Regions from separate parts of the Homo sapiens genome. Here region 1 is linked to region 2. Evidence: read pairs that join two places in POLR2A ChIA-PET (ENCODE). Cell type or tissue: PC-9. All regions are shown on one strand.

Region 1 (2,500 bases), 150 kb after region 2:
ATTCTTCTTTCTAAATCAAAGTATCATTTTGAAAAACATTTGTCTATTTAGATCAGAGTCAGAGATCCCAATATATATATTATGTTATATATATATTATATTTTGTGGGAAATTTATGAATTTGTAAATCATCTTGATGTCTTCATTTATTCATTTGCCGTTCCTGTAACTTTCACTCTACCTCACAGGGCTGAGGGGCCGTATATTTAGTATTCAGTGCTCCTGAAAATAGGCATCTGACTAGTATGTAATAAAATACCCTCAGTCCTCTAATAACTGAAAGTTGAGATTGCCTTTCATGGCAGATTGTGTTTTCCAGAACTGCAATAATATTTCCTGTCCCACATTCTCCTCCAGAACCTGGCCACATCTGCATCAAGAAGCAGAGCCTACTCCCCCTCTTTTTGAACCTACCTGGGCCTTTGTGTTTGTCTTGACAGTTAGAGTATGGTGGAAGTGATGCTTTGAGACTTCGGAGGCTGGAGAATGAATGGTAATACAGCTTCAGCCAGGCTCTCTCTCACTTAGGAAACGAGCCTTTGGAGCCCTGGGCCATCCGTAAGATGTTCAGCTACGCTGCTGTTGCTATGCTGAAGAGACCACACAGAGACAAAGAAGCATTCCTAGGGTCCCTAGAAGTTCCAAATTCCAGCTGTTTGAGTGGTCCCAGCCCACATGCCAGCCACGTGAGCATCAAGCATTCAGAATATTTGAGTGTCAACCATTGTCTGACAGCAAGTGTGTGAGACACTCTGAGTGAATACCGCCTAAGTGAGCTCAGGCAACTTCCCAAACTTGTGGGAGTTAATAATAAAATGATTGGTGGTATTTTACACCACCAAGTTTGGGAGTGGTTTGTTATGGGGCAATAGGCAACCAAAACACTCTTTGATTGTTAAACTAGCAAAAGCAATCCATGAAAGGATGAGATTATCTGTAGAAGTAACATCAGATGATATCTATTAAGTGTGCATTGGAGGAGACTTGGGAACACCAAATTCAATAAAGGCAAAATCTCAGGAAGGAAGGAACAGAAGTGACTGTCATCATGAAAGCTGATTCTCTCAATGGTAATGTACCAGATCTGCAGAAAGACTAAAGAGTGAGGAACATGAAATCTACATAAAAGAGAGTTACCAACAAGATTATATTGGTTTCTATACCACATTGTTTAATAAAGAAAGACATTGAATCTGGTGAATTATGGGAACAGGAATGATTTGTGGAACTTTTACTATGACCTGGGTTGTGTGTCCTCTAACACTAACTTCTCTTCCTTATTCTGACCCCCTGCCCACCGAGGAAGCTGATTAATGCTCGGCTCCCCCTTTAAACCTGCCCACAAGGAAAAAATGTGATGATCACATCAGCGCACAGTACTGTGGTGACCCAAGTGGCAGTTATCATTCTGTTGAGTGACACATTGTACATCGGGTTTATACATCAGTGCCTTCTAAGATTCGTTAACGTAAATCAGTCTCCTATAACGTTATCATCTCAGAGTGCATTGATAAAAATTGATTTTCTAGATGTGCACATCTGACAGGTGGAAAAGCAGCCTGATAACTCCTGAAAGGCTTTGTCACTCTGGCATCTGAGGTGGTATCACACACAGCCCTAATTATTCAGCTTACATCTGTTTAACAGAATTGCTATTTGTAATGATTATTACTGTTTAGCAACATTGTACACAAGACATTTTACTTGATTAAATTAAAATATTGAATTTATAGAATCAACGAAAGTTTTGGACCCTTACATTGACTAGATCCTAATCTTGGTTCTATAATAAATGAAACTATTTCTAATTTATTTTTGTTTTTCTATACTTTTGTCACCTTAGTCAATGGTAACAACAACAACAACTAACATTAATGTCACTGAGTGCTAGGCACACTGTTCATGAGGATGTTTTTAAAATGTTTAATCAATATATAATGATATCATCAGTGATTTTTTAAAATGTCAGGTTTTTAAGGTATAATTTACGTGGAGTAAAATGCACCCTTTTAAAGTGTACAGTTCTATGAGTTTTGATGAATATGTGCCATCATGTAACTAGTACCCAATCAAAATACAGAATATTTTCATCACTCCGAAAAGTTTACTTGTACCCCTTTGTGGTCAGTCTCCTACCTCCACCCCTAGACTCTGGCAACACTGAACTGTTTTTGGTCCTTCTAGTTTTACCTTTTCCAGAATGCCATATAAGTAGAATCCTAAAATATGTAACCTTTGAGCCTGGCTTCTTTCACTGAGCAAGATGCTTTTGAAGTTCATTGATGTTGTTGTGTCTATTGGTTGTTTGTTCGTTTTTATTGCTGAGAGGTATTCCATAGTATAGCTACATCACATTTTGCTTGGTCATTCAACAGTTGATGAACATTTGGGTTATTTCCAGTTCTTGGCAATAATAAATAAAACTGCTAAAAAATTGTGTACAGGTTTTTGGGTGGCATATGCCTTCATTTCTCTCGGGTAAATACTCCCAAGAGAAATG
Region 2 (2,500 bases):
TGAGTTTGCCAGATGAAATTAGCAGATTGAGCAGGAGAAAGGCAGTGAAGTTGCAATTGAGCTACAGGGTTCCTATTTTGGTATTAGAAGCAAATTTTCTTCCAAAGCAGAGTATTGAACTATTTGCATATGGAAAGGTTGGGAAAAGAGGTTGAGTGATACTGTGATAACACTTTTTTTTTGAATAACCAATAAATTTAACGAGACTTTATGATTCAGTGTGTGATTCATACCATGTAAAGTATGTGGCAGTATTCTATATAATCTACAAAAAATATTATTTTAATCAGTCCTGTATGGTGGCATGTGCCTATAGTCCTGGCTACTTGGGAGGCTGAGATGGGAGGATCACTTGAGTCCAGGAGTTCGAGGCTGCAGTGAGCTGTGACCTCACGACTGCACTCCATCCTGGGCGACAGAGCAACACCCTGCCTCTAAAAAATGAAGTCTAACATAATGGCAGCATTCTAGGGCGGAAAAAAGGATTCAGGTGATTGCTATGTGGGTGTCTGTAGTGTAATTCTAAGTAAGCTCCCAAAATGATGCTTCTACATGTCCCAGAAGAATCAGACATAGTTATTTGTCCTTGCTTTAGCTGTCAATTTTGTACAATTTTAGCTTCAAATCATTTGTTATTAGATAGTCTTGGTGAGTTTTCTGGACTTCCCAGGTTATATCAGTTGGAGTACTTTCTAACATATCTTATTATCAGAACCCAGAAAGAGTATATAGATAACTGACTTCCAGCTGATTTTCTTTGGTCATCATGTAACATCCATTGCTTTTTCTCCCAATTCTCAGTCTAGATCCAGGGTATGTAGTTTGTTGTTGTTGTTGTTGGCTTTTTTTTTTTTTGCATACATCTGCTCTTCACAAACCATATAACAATTGTAGGTGAACTGCAGAAAGCTATGAAAGATATCTTTTTTGAAGCACCGTTTCTGACACTTTATTAATCTGCCTTTTACCTGCAAATTGAAAGTCGAACCCACACTTCAAACAAGATCTTTACAGATCGGTATTTAAGATCAGTGTTCTCAAAAGAAAGTACAGGAAAGAAGGAAAACACCTTCCTTGCATTTATCTCATTATGTAATGGCTTGGGTTATATGTTGCAAATCCATGTTCAGAACTCTTGATAGGCTTGCATATAGTGGATAACATTGATCTGATATTTCCAGGTATGTTCCTTTTCAACAAGATGAAAGCGAACTAATTTGTCTTTAATTAAATCCTGGTGCCTAGACATCTGAATCTAGGAGATAATAGAGGGCCTCTAAATGCCAGATTGTTTACCTCAATATGGAATCTCTTTTGTTTTGCTTGCCCAGTAGTCCTTGTCACATGACATTTTGCAATTTTGAATAACCCCAAATTACCAAATGTATGATATCCAAGAAGGGAAAGCTGTGTAGATTGTAATTTAGTGCAAGCCCTTTCATTTAATTGCACTAAAGAAAGCATCCTATGTATGTCAATATGTTTTTGATAGTTCTAAATAACTTTATGTAAGTATGAATTAATATAAAGGATATTGGTAATTTCTTGGCCTATGTTTTAGTATCTATACAGCAAACTTCTTGCAAAGTCACATTGGTATATAAATTATCACGTAATCATGTTCCTATTTTACTTTGTAATTTGAACTAACACATTTTTATCTTTAGAAAGCTATCATCCAATCCTCCTGATCTCTAGGATGACAGCTGCAAAAGTATTTCTCTTTGAAAGAACCAAACTAAACTTTTACTTTCTACTAAATTCATTTCCCTCTCTTGATTTTTAAGTAGATTTAAGTATCTATTTCAACAGCCATAGTATTTCTTAAACTTAGCATTTAGTTGAAGTTGGAGTCTCAAAACAATACCAAAGAGCTTTGTTTCATCAAATTAGCTACTGTTTGTCTGTGTATTCTCTGTGTATGTCTTCCTATGTGGCTGCCTTCCAATGTTGAGCTATTTTTTGACCCCCTGATCTTTTGGTAACATAGTTTTTCCTCTAATAACCTCTTCCCCCAACCCCTGCCCCTTTTTTTTACTACCTCAGAACTTTTTTTGCAATTTTTTTTTTAAAACTGTCGATAACATATAGTCAAAGTTGCTTTATGAGTTCCTAAGACAGGTTGTATACAAAGATGTACTTAAGGACATATCTTCAACCCGAAAAAGAAAAGAAACAACTGAATTTCTTTGTGCAACATTTTGACTGATCCTCATTTTCAATTGTAGATTCCTGAAATTAAATATACGTTGAGGACCTTATATGTACTAGGAGAGATGCCGAGTTAGGCATTTTTACATATGTTCTTTCATTACACTTCTGAATTTTAATTCAAGATAGACTTACAGGACACAGGTGCCTTTTCTTTGATAACTTCTTTGTTTTTATTTATTTTCTATTTGTTCATTTAATTTTTTAGAGACAGGGTCCCACTCTGTCATCCAGGCCTGGGGTGCAGTGTTGCGATCTTAGCTCACTGTAGCCTCAAACTCCTGACATT

The links. ChIA-PET counts read pairs that join two places held together with the same protein. Peaks named below come from ENCODE experiments on the same cell type or tissue, not always from the same donor. Only the 100,000 strongest peaks of a DNase experiment are listed, where the experiment ranks them.
Region 1: POLR2A ChIA-PET joins it to region 2 with 20 read pairs; 2 of 35 experiments call an interaction of 5 or more read pairs at or near these places.

Annotation. Positions count from the first base shown.
Region 1 is chr3:107,877,488-107,879,987 of GRCh38, forward strand. It overlaps LINC00635 (long intergenic non-protein coding RNA 635), which reads right to left and starts at 581. Exons shown (of 8, transcript NR_024276.1): 1 at 415-581. In PC-9, no CTCF peak of the experiment used is centred here; no DNase peak of the experiment used is centred here.
Region 2 is chr3:107,729,652-107,732,151 of GRCh38, forward strand. All of the region lies in intron 6 of BBX (BBX high mobility group box domain containing), which reads left to right. Among named protein-coding and RNA genes, the nearest start is that of LINC00635, 150 kb to the right of the region's middle. In PC-9, no CTCF peak of the experiment used is centred here; no DNase peak of the experiment used is centred here.